Regions from separate parts of the Homo sapiens genome. Here regions 1 and 3 are each linked to region 2. Evidence: chromatin contacts called from ENCODE Hi-C data. All regions are on one chromosome and are shown on one strand. Each heading gives the region's core, a stretch centred on a gene start or an enhancer-like site at or near the end of the contact. The rest is flanking DNA. Distances are from core to core; before and after follow the strand shown.

What was found. A loop is a pair of places that touch in the nucleus more often than their neighbours do. Pooled maps may share reads with other maps.
Region 1: a loop to region 2 is called in a map with no recorded cell type, with 7 times the contacts of the local background. The contact joins the promoter of NCF2 here to the promoter of EDEM3 in region 2. A Hi-C loop is called at or near these places in 3 of 37 single-sample maps with no recorded cell type and 4 of 50 pooled maps.
Region 3: a pooled map shows a loop between it and region 2 (4-fold over the local background). The contact joins the enhancer-like site here to the promoter of EDEM3 in region 2. A Hi-C loop is called at or near these places in 1 of 168 maps with a recorded cell type or tissue (naive thymus-derived CD4-positive, alpha-beta T cell), 1 of 37 single-sample maps with no recorded cell type and 5 of 50 pooled maps.

The regions. Positions count from the first base shown.
Region 1 is chr1:183,588,412-183,592,449 of GRCh38, reverse strand. NCF2 (neutrophil cytosolic factor 2) reads left to right here and starts at 1,991. Exons shown (of 15, transcript NM_000433.4): 1 at 1,991-2,294. The coding sequence starts at 2,121. RefSeq lists enhancers at 1,262-1,601, 1,712-1,971.
Region 2 is chr1:184,752,538-184,756,436 of GRCh38, reverse strand. EDEM3 (ER degradation enhancing alpha-mannosidase like protein 3) reads left to right here and starts at 1,579. Exons shown (of 20, transcript NM_025191.4): 1 at 1,579-1,948. The coding sequence starts at 1,791. It overlaps LOC105371649 (a long non-coding RNA gene), which reads right to left and starts at 1,263. Exons shown (of 3, transcript XR_922357.4): 1 at 904-1,263. RefSeq lists enhancers at 1,326-1,425, 1,896-1,995.
Region 3 is chr1:186,617,009-186,620,699 of GRCh38, reverse strand. No RefSeq gene overlaps it. Among named protein-coding and RNA genes, the nearest start is that of PTGS2, 62 kb to the left of the region's middle. Within about 2 kb of position 2,204, at least 10 of the 41 ENCODE cell types and tissues checked have a DNase peak (open chromatin) inside an H3K27ac peak, as active enhancers do.

The sequences.
Region 1 (4,038 bases), core at 742-3,241, 1.2 Mb after region 2:
GTATGATGCAAGTTTTTGGGTAAAGGTGGTACAAAGGAGAGGAAAATTCTCCTACTACCCAGAGTTCAGGGCTAGATTTAGCACAGTTGGTGACATTTAAACTGGGCTTTGAAAGATGAGTAGGAGTTTGCCAGGCAAAGAAGAGAGCTGGGAAGGCCTTGTAAACACAGGAAAACAATCTGGACAAAGACACACATGTCTTCTTAATTCTCACACCTTCAATCCTACAAGCACTGTGGAGTATACATTTTTAAGTTTTATTTTCAGGCTTTTAGGGGAAGCTTGGTGATAATGAGTGAATTCTTTCAGTTGCTACAAAACAAGAGTTTGCATCTAAGTATTTGACCCCCATAAACATGCATTTTACCTAAAAAGAAGCCTGGATTTTAGCAAGCCAAATTGGCTATACCCTTTACCCCCAGTTATTCCTCTGGGAGGTTTTACTGATTTTTACTTTTCTGGAAAAGCAAGGAAAGAACTCTTAAATCTGTTTTTTCAGAGACTAGTAAATCCATTAGTCATCAGTGCAGGACTTTCATCTCTTCAATTTTTCACTGGAAGATGGGAGAAGTCATAATTCACTGTCATGTGGCTCCCAATTTTGACATTTGCAGGAAATTGGTCCCCTCTGAACTTCATGAATGTTCATAAAAGTTATTTCGGCTGGGCACGGTGGCTCACTCCTGTAATCCCAGCACTTTGAGGGGAGGCCGAGGAGGCCGAATCACCTGAGGTCAGGAGTTCGAGACCATCAGCCTGGCCAACATGGTGAAACCCCATCTCTACTAAAAATACAAAAATTAGCAGGGCGTGGTGGCAGGCTTCTGTAATCCCAGCTACTCAGGAGGCTGAGGCAGGAGAATTGCTTGAACCCAGGAGGCAGAGGTTGCAATGAGCTGAGATCGTGTCACTGCATTCCAGCCTGGGCAACAAGAGTGAAACTCCGTCTCAAAAAAAAAAAAAAAAAAGTTATTTCAGGCCCAGATCAGATGGATCTCCAAAGATTATCCTGTCTCAAAAATTTGTTAATGATAATTTCAGCTCAAGATAAACACTAACATATTAATACAGCCTATGGGATTACAAAAAAGTGAGCAAGGAATTCATTCAAGACTGGAAAGAATTATCCTCTCATCTGACACTCCCATTTAACAAGGGTGTGGAAATCAAGGCCCAGTGACACAGGATTTTTTCTCCATCACTTTGTAAGCCAGGAACCTCTGGCTGGTGACACCCTGCCCAGGCCTCAGTGGGCCACACTACCTGCTGCAGGAGATGGCCTGCCCACTCGGCCTGGGTGGGGAGTTTTATTGAGTGATGAAAACAGCTTTCAGTGGAGAGGGGATGCAGGGGTGGTTCCCCTACCCAAAGGCAGGAAAGTCCCCCCAGTGCGGGTGAGTCTGGGGCTTTTATGGGCTCAGAATAGGGGAGGGGCAGGACATAGGTAGTACTGGAAAAGGCAACATTCAATTGGTTAAAAGGCATTAGTCAGAAATAATTAATTGGGAAAGAGCAGACAAACAGGAACAGAAGTTCTCACTCTAGGTCACGGGTTTCATTTGGGACCAGTAGCCTAGTCTTTCAGCCTTCAGGCTGTTTTTGGCTTGAAGGTGGGGTTTCACCAGGGACCTGCCCCTATCTGCCTAGGCATTTGGCTGCCTCCTGTCATTATCACCAGGGAGGTGCCTCTACCTGCCAAGGTTACCCTGGCTCTAGAAGCAGAACTTTGGCCAGAAGCTGCCACAGAACAGGGGTGGGAGAGAGAAGAGGAGCTGGGTGACAGAGCAGAAGCATTTTGGGGAACTGATCCTTCAGGCAGCAGCTGATGTACTTCCTCTCTCCTCCACACTCCACCCCTACTCGCCCTCTCTCTCTCTGCTTCTTTCCTTTTCTCTCTCATGGTAGGGTTATGAGTCAGTTGCCAAAAGGTGGGGACATTTCCTGATGCATTTGCAACACTGAGAAGTTATCTTAAGGGAGGCTGGGCCCCATTCTACTCATCTGGCCCAGAAAGTGAACACCTTGGGGGCCACTAAGGCAGCCCTGCTAGGGGAGACGCTCCAACCTGTCTTCTCTCTGTCTCCTGGCAGCTCTCTTGGCCTCCTAGTTTCTACCTAATCATGTCCCTGGTGGAGGCCATCAGCCTCTGGAATGAAGGGGTGCTGGCAGCGGACAAGAAGGACTGGAAGGGAGCCCTGGATGCCTTCAGTGCCGTCCAGGACCCCCACTCCCGGATTTGCTTCAACATTGGCTGCATGTACACTATCCTGAAGAACATGACTGAAGCAGAGAAGGTGAGTGGAGGTGCCTCTTTCCGGGCCTCCTCTGTGCATTTGTTATTATGATTCTCAACCCCATTGCATTTCGGAAACCTAACCTCTGGGGAGATTGAAAAGAACAAAAGTTGCCCAAGCTCCACCCCTAGACAGCCTGATTTAACTGGTCTGGGAGGGGCCCCAGGCAGCCAGTTTTAAAAGCTCTCCAGGTGGAGAGCAGGTGAGGGGCAGCCAGGGTTGCCTCTTTCTCCATCTTCTAAATTAAAATCATTCTACAAGTGTCTTTAACACCTTTGTGAAGGCTGTCCTAGTCGTACTTTCTTCTACACAGAACTCCTTCTGGGCACAGAATCTCTATCTATCCCAGCGCTTTACACCTGATTATTGATTCTAAGGCACCTCTTTTGGCTTTCCAAGACTTTCATGTGTGTCGACTTTGCCTGCTCAAGAGATTTAAGGGAGGCACTTACAAAAAATAGCTTTTATCCCAAGTGACAATTCTGATCAATTATAAAGGAGACTCTTTTAAAGATGCTGAGGCTGGCAAGAGGAAATTGTACTGTGATTGACTAGTGATGTCTGCTGGGGGCATGGTGTGGGATGTCTCGCATCTTTTTCGTTATGTTTTCTCACTCAAATACCATAGTATGGAGTTAAGCATTCTCGATAATTATTTTTTTGATTGGTTGTGGTAAGGTGGAAAGGGTATGGAGTTTGGAAGGAGAAGATCTAGGATCGAATCCTAGCCTCTGTCTCTCTCTGGACTTTTAGTCTTAAGCAAGCTATGTAGCCTATGTAGACATCTGGCTTTCAGCTTCCTGAGTTTCTAAATATCATGAAAATTAAGTGAGATGCCAAACTATTAATGTCTCGTGGAACTTCACACCACTGTATAAGAGTTAGTTATTATTTTTACCGATTACTGCCAGTCTTTGCAAGGTGTGGCAGTGGTTGACTCCCCAGGTCCCTTAAAGAATCAGTCCCTTCCACACTCCAACAGTAGGTAAACAAGCCTCAGCCACACCCTCCTGACAGGAAGACAGAGAAGTGACTGAAATGTTCTCACATAGCTTGACAAGTCAATCTCAGGCTCTAAGGCAGAGCATGGCAGGACCCCCCACCTCTGGCTGGAGGAAGGACATGGCCCCACCTCCTCTCAGGGGCCTGCTGAGGGGCTGAGTGAACAGCACCACACATTCTGAGGGCTGATGGACACAAAGTGCACATTGTCCAGGAGAAGAGATTGGCAGCTAGTCTGGGCACAGCTATGCCAGCAGGGACTGTAGCCTCCTGCCTTGGCCTGGATATGGGATCCTTGGCAAGGTTGTGTGGGCCACCACTCACTTCTCAGCTCCCAGGCCTTCAGGCCCACATGTCTCTGTTTCTCCTGGCATTCCTCTGCTTCTAGCCTTCTCATTCCTTCTGCCTTTCTTTGTTTTCCTGCTTGAGCCCTTCCTACTAGCATTTATATGCATTCTTATTCATTATCATTTTAATTGTATACTATTCATGTATAAGTTTGTATAGTAAACAAATATAACAATTTATATAATATTTTAATTATTTTCATTTGCAATAAATTTTATTATTTATTTAAACTGAATGTTCAATACATTCATAGGAATACAAGAAATGCAACAAGGGTTAAAATTTCATTATTACATTAGATATCATTTTTTCTTTCTTTTTTTTTTTTTTTGAGATGGAGTCTCACTCTGTCACCCAGGCTGGAGTGCAGTGGTGCAATCTCGGCTCACTGCAA
Region 2 (3,899 bases), core at 330-2,829:
TGGGAATAGAAAGAAAGGTAATAATCTGAAAGATAGAAGAGGTAAAATCTATATAATTTGGTAATTAATTGCACGTGGACCCCGAAGGCTAAAGATGAGTTGACAATGATTCCGATGCATTAATTTGAATCAGAAAACATCTTACGTTTGAGCTACCCTTGGGCTAGACATTAGGACATTTCTATTAGGGAGGTGGAAATGTGGGTCTAATGATCAGGACAGATATTGATTTAGAAATCAACCACAGAGATATGTTGGCTGAATCCTTATGAGAAGAAATCACCAAGGAATAATTAGAGTACAGAGAGAAAAAGGACAAAAAGAAAACCTTAAGGGAACACCTGTATTTTAATATAAAGTAGCGAGAGAATGAAGGAAAACGGGTCAGCCAGAGAAGAGGTAAGAGGTTAAGAGGTAAGAGGTAAGGTGATAAAAGTCAAGGAAGAAACGTTTCCAGAAAGACCGCCGAATACTGCTTAAAGGACACGTAAGTAATTTACTGTGGTCACAGAGATCACATCGAAGCTCCTAAACTCCGCACCTATTGAATGACCACACTAGAAAAACAATGTGGTTTTTCAAGAGGAACCGATGTGTCATTTTACCAATAGTTAACCTGGGACTCGGTCATCAAAATTCATTGCAAGTTCCAATCTCCTTCATTAAACCTTCTTTGCAGCCCACACAGCTCTCCTTACATTGAGCTTTTGAGGTAACTATTATTAATCATGTACGAGGACCCACGTGCTCCTTCATCCTTGTAGTACTGCGCGGTGGTTAAATGCAAGGGCTTCCGAATCAGAGGCTGGATGGATTCTAATACAGCAGTGTGACGAGCTCTTGTTAACCAACTTTTCTAAGCCTCTGTTTTCTCGTCTGCAAAAGGGGGATGGTGGTACTTACTCTATCAGAGTTGAGAAGAGTGCATGAGATGATTGCGAGTAAAAACCTTAGCGCAATGCCTTCAAAGGCTCAATTCATTTTGCTGTTACTGTGTTTTGGAATTTCCCTGAGGGTAGACGACTACTCCAACACTATTCCCTAACGCAGCAGCACTGACATGGGGACAGTGCGCCTCATTCAGCCAGCTCTCTGGGAAACAACTTTCTGAGGAAGAGAGATAAACAGCTGACGGGTTTCCCGGGACTCCGCAGCCCACCGAGACAGGGTTGACTGTAGGGCGCCGAGGAAAGGGGGAGGTGGGATCCCAGCAACCACTGGCGACCTCGGAGGACCGCAAGTCCCAGGGTGCAGCGCGCCTACCCCGGGTAGAAGCGAGAGACACGGCTCCGAGTCGGCTCGCGGGAGAGCCGGGGAAGAAGCAGTGCACACTGGGACTGGTAGTCCTCAGGGGGCAACTCCGCGGGTCGGAGGCGGGTCGAAGCGAGAGATCCCTTCCCAGTCCCGCCTTTTGTCCACGTCTCACTTCTCCTGGCCAATGCCCTCTCCAGTCGCCGGAGACAGCCCCTCTCCCATGAGGTCTCCATTGGTCCTGAGGCTCTACGGCTTCGGCCCTACCCGGAAGTAACGTTGGGGAGGCGGTTTCCTAGACTACGACACCGGAAAGCTGGGGGAGGCGCTCCGGGATACTGAGGGCGGAGGGCGGTGGCAGCGCTGGCGCTGGGGACCGGCTTGGTGGCTTCGGGAAACAGTTTGGCGCCGGCGGCCGTCCGTGTTACTCCGCATCCCGCCCCGTCTCGGCACGGCTAGCAGCCCCCTGGCCACCAGCGTCCAGCAATGTGTCTCACCGGCCGGGCGTAGCAGCTGCGCGTGCGCGGAACCGCGGGGCCATGAGCGAAGCCGGCGGCCGGGGCTGTGGGTCCCCGGTTCCCCAGCGAGCGCGATGGAGACTAGTGGCGGCGACGGCCGCGTTCTGCCTGGTGTCGGCCACCTCCGTGTGGACGGCGGGGGCCGAGCCCATGAGTAGGGAGGAGAAACAGAAGCTTGGGTAAGGGTGCTGGCAGCCTGGGGTGGGTTTCTCGGTGAGGCTGACAACAGGAGGGGTGCCTGTCATTGCGACCCGGTCGCGTAGTGGCCTCTCCTGTCGCGATTGGAACGGCTCTTCCCGCGCGAGAACCCTAGAGGGGTGGACAGGGTCCGGGGAGGTGGGAACCGCCGCCCGCGACCTGACCTCGGGGGAGCTGACGGGGTGTCGCCCTGGCCGCCGGTGACATGTGCAGGCTCCTTGAAGCCAGGCGCGGTGTGTCAACGCGGCTGCCATGTCAGTGGCCCAAGAAGGGGGCTACAGCCCGCATCGCTGCGCGCTGGAGTTCTGCGGTTGGCTGCCTGTCGACCGAAGCATGGTTAGCTTTCTCGCGCAAGTGAGCTTCCAACTGGGAAAATGTTGCTGATCTCACAGTAGTTAAGGAAATGATGTTTACACCTGTTACGGAAAAGGGGGCGTTCATTGGAACTTGAACTTTACACATTTTACTATTTCCTTGCAGTGTTTTCTTGCACTGTATTTTCATAATAGAATGTTTGGGGGGAAATTATTCAAAAGTCTCAAGTATACCTATTCAGTAGTTTTTATCCGTCTTGGAAGTGTGTTAAAATTATCAATTCTATTTACACCATTTAATTCAGAGTAATACATACACGAGGTCCTACACATGAATAAGAAAAAAGCGAAGAACCAGTAGGAAATGGGAGAAAGGCATGAACGGTTAAGCCAGAAGAGGAAATGGAAGTGGTAAATAAACATGAAAAGTTACTCAACCTCCATAAACGTAGGAGATGCAGATTAAAACGAGGAGCTAGCTGGTTTTTGCCCATCAGATTAGTAAATATAATACAAAACACAAGGATACGGTTCTGGTTAGTTAAGGAATAGAAAAAAAAGGCTTAGTGAGAGTGTAAATTGCTGTAACTTATTGGTAGTATCTACTAAAATTTAAATTGTGCACACTTTGATTCATCAGTTCTATTTCTGAGAATCTACCCTAAGAAAATAAAAGCACTCTTAATGCAGAGATAGATCCAGCCTGGGCAACAAGAGCGAAACTCTGTCTCGAAAAAAAAAAAAAAAAGTGCATTTTGAAAGAACAGCTCTTCCTTGGAGGAAATGGTTCAATAGGGTACGTTCATATTATGGAATAATATTGAGACATTAAGAAGAAGGAAGTACGTCACTGGAAGCCTATCCAGAATATATTTCCAAAACAAAAAAAAATGCAAGTTGTAGAATAATATGTATAGTATCATCCCATGTTTTTTTTAAAAAAGAAAAAAAAAATCTGAGCTCAGAAAAAAAGTGGAACGAAGATTATCTCATGGGGTTAGGCTGGAGGGGTGGTGGAACCATCAGGTCTTACTTTATGTACTTTAAATCATTGCAAAGAGTCTTGTATTCGTTTCTAAATAGCAATAAAGGTCACTTGATGGAAAAAAGCTGAAGTATCAACCATCAAAATAAAATTACCGGTAAACTCTAATAAATATCTTACATTTTCTCTCATATGAATTTAATGTATCATTGATAAGTTTTACCAAATATCTCACTCTGTGAATACTTTACATATGTTATCTCTGTACTCCTTCCTATTTCCCAATGAATATGATCCACATTTGCAAATGAGGAAGTTGAGACCCAAGGTTGACTTGTTCAGCCACAAAGCTAGTAATTGGTAGAGCCAGCATTCAAACCCAAGCCTGTCTGATCCCAGAGCCAGGCTCTCTCCAGTATGTTGCACGTTCATTAGACTTGGAAGAGAAGTATCAAGTCTGTTAAGAACCACAAGAATCTTATTTGACTATCACTACCCTTTCTTCATTTTTTATTAAAAACTTATTTGTAAAAGAGTCATTGGATAAATCATTTTTGACCAAAATTAGTTTTTAACTGGAAAAGTTCAACCAAATTGGCTTGAAATTTCAGCTCAAATTTTGAGATCATTTAT
Region 3 (3,691 bases), core at 955-3,454, 1.9 Mb before region 2:
GTGACAATGTGAGAAAAGCTGTAGCCAAATGGAGTCAATAAATGCCACATTGCAGCTGATGTTGGCCAACTGCAAAGGAACCTAGGCATGTGGAGAAAAATCCTTGTGAGTTGTCACTGGGAATGTAGACTGGTATAGCCATTACGGAAAACAAGATGGAGGCTTCTCAAAAAATTAAATATAGAACTATCACATCACCCCGTGATCCCTCATCTTTGCATATACCCCCCAAATTTAATCACCACCTTGTAAAGATACCTGCACTCCTGTGTTCATTTTATTTTATTTATTTATTTTAAGATAGAGTCTTGTTTTGTTGCCTAGACTGGAGGGCAGTGGTTCTATCTCAGCTCATTGCAACCTTTGCCTCCTGGGTTCAAGCAATTCTCCTGACTCAGCCTCTGAGTATCTGGGATTACAGGCACCTGCCACAACACTCAGCTAATTTTTGTATTTTCCTGTGTTCATTGCAGCATTATTCACAATAGCCAAGATATGGAAACAATCTAGGTGTCTGTAAATGGACAAATGGATAAAGAAACTGTGTGTGGTACATACAAAACAATGGAATATTATTCAGCCCTGAAAAAGAATGAGACCTTGACCTTACTACAAATGGATAAGCCTAGAAGACATTATTCTATGTGAAATAAGCCAGACACAGAAAGAAAAAATATTGTATGATTTCATTTATATGAGGAATCTAAAAAAATTTTCAAATATACAGAAGTAAAGCATGAACAGTGGTTTAGTGGGGGTGGAGTGGTGTGAAATAAGGAGATACAGGTCAGAGGACACAAAGTACAAGATATGTAGGATGACCAAGTCTAGAGATCTAATATATGACATGAGGACTGTAGGTAATAACATTGTATTTGGAATTCATGCTAAATGAGTAGATCTCTTGCCCTCAAAATAATTTTTTGTTTGTTTGTTTGTGGGTTTTTTTTTTGAGATGGAGTCTCACTCTGTCACCCAGGATGGAGTGCGGTGGCGTGACCTCTGCTCACTGCAAGCTCAGCCTCCCAGATTAACACCATTCTCCTGCCTCAGCCTCCCAAGTAGCTGAGACTATAGGTGCCCACCACCACGCCCGGCTAACTTTTTGTATTTTTTAGTAGAGACGGGGTTTCACCCTGTTTGCCAGGATGGTCTTGATCTCCTGACCTCGTGATCCACCCGCCTCGGCCTCCCAAAGTGCTGGGATTAAAATAAATTTTTAAAAAAGGTAATTAAGATAATGTATATGCTAATTTGCTTCACTCTAGTAATCTTTTTACTATCTATATGTATCCCATAACATCTTGTTAAATACCTTAAATATACACAATGCAATTTATATATTAAAAATAAAAATAAAAAGACCTGGGCCATAGCTGTCAGCACCTAGCCTATTGTGGGCAGTAAAATATTGCTCATCTGATTAAGTTAATGATTCAAATTTTGCTTGGATTTCTATTTTATAGACTTATTTTTATTTTATGTTGTATAAAAACTATAAGGAAGTGTAAGAAATTTAGTCCCCATTTATATTTGCATGCATAATTTTTATGATAAAAATAATTAAAATCAATACAAGTCTCAAATAGTGAACAGCTTTATTCATATTTGGGCAAGCTTGACTGTTTCTAACAGATAAATGGGATGTGAGGGGCCAACATATCTGAGTAATAAATTAAAGGATGAGTAAGTGCATTAACACTAAATGAGTGAATCATTAATTAGGTCCATAGGGAAAATGTTTTGTTAAAAACCCTCAATCCCTCCTGTATGAGAGATGCTTTTGCCAGATGATATTAACTTATTGAATTAAACGAGCGTGCAGTTTTCCTCATCCATTCACACACAAAAAACACCCACCAGATTTCCACAACAAAATACTTCCTCTTTGTCTTTGGGGGCAGGTTTTCAAAATGTCCCGAATGTGCTCTTGGAAGCAAAGCCAGTTGGAATCAAGGCTCTCTGGTTGGAAGTCTTCTGAGACTTTCCTTGTGCAATCCTGTGTGTAATTCAGCATTTGAAAATGAAAACGCATTTGGAGTTTTCGGTGACAATGACTGCATTGCACAAGTCTCAAGCTGCTTTCGATCCCTTAACCACTTCCTCCTTACAGGGATTGCCTGCATTTCCTTTACTGCACGTTGTGCGTTCAGAGGCACCGTGTCTGCCTATTAAGAGTGTCTCACCTGCTGAACGCTGTGACACTGAACTTGGCACCCAGCCTGCTGGACAGAGACCGGGCCCTAACTGCAGTGGCTCAATACTGGAAAGCTAATTTGTATGAAATCCTGAAACTACAAGTCTTTACAAATATAATCTATTATATATAAAATATATTTTTCCCAAACATAGCCCATTAAAAGCCTTGTCTGCAGATCATCCGCCTGCCCCAGCCCCGGAGTGGCTCCTGTTGGGGTTCACTCTGGATGGATGACGCTGGCCACACCCACCACAGGTCCAGTGGAGTTCGACTTCACCTCATCTGCTGCTTGGAATCGTCTGTTATCTCCTAAGGAGTCCTAATGATTCCCCACAGAACTCTCCCATACTTTTTTACTTCCTCTAATTCAAATCAGCTCCCTCTCATTGCCAAAACCCGACCCATCCACTGTCCATCCACTGCCCTCTGTCTCAAAACTGTAGATCAGCACTTTCAGATGGACAAACACTTTGTTTTAGTCTGAGGGGAATAGTGATCAGCTCAAACGAAGTCCTTTCCTGACTCCATCACACAGTTGTTTTTCTCTCCATTCTCCCAGAGTATGCTTTAGACCTCTTTTTCTTTCTTTCCTTTTTTTTTCTTTAACCTGACACAGGTATTGTCATTGCCTCTTATAAAATTTAAAAGTCCTGGGTTCCAATTCTGTCTTTTCTACTACCCATGCAATCTTGTTAAAGTCACCCAATCTTTCTGATACTCAGTTTTCTCATCTGCAATGTATTAATAATAATCACAATAAAATATAGCAATAGTCATAAGATCTAGCACATAGAGAGCTTACTCTGTGCCAGGCACTCTCTTAAGAGTATGTATGTATACGAATATTTCAATAATGTAGAAGAATGATTAAATAATTTTTAGCATAACCATACCACAGAATACTAAGTGGCCATTAAAAAGAATGAGATGTGGGCCAGGCACGGTGGCTCACACCTGTAATCCCAGCACTTTGGGAGGCCGAGGCGGGTGGATCATGAGGTCAGGAGACTGAGACCATCCTGACTAACACGGTGAAACCCTGTCTCTACTAAAAATACAAAAAAATTAGCCGGGTGTGGTGGCAGGTGCCTGTAGTCCTAGCTACTCGGGAGGCTGAGGCAGGAGAATGGCGTGAACCCAGGAGGGAGAGCTTGCAGTGAGCCGAGATCGCGGCACTGCACTCCAGCCTGGGCGACAGAGCAAGACTCCATCTCAAAAAAAAAAAATGAGATATAAAAACATGCAAATGTATTGATGCTAAAATAATAAGTAGAAAATCAAGTTGCAGAACAATATAACATGATCACTTACATTAAAACTACATTAGACATATAAATAACATTTCTCTCTGCTTATATCTATAGATCTATCAATACATTTACACAAGCACACATATACAGTGTGAATTTTCACAAACCATGTATTTATATGTCTGTATAGATTAATTTCTCAGTGATCATTTTAAAAACAATGAATAGAAAAAATGACTAT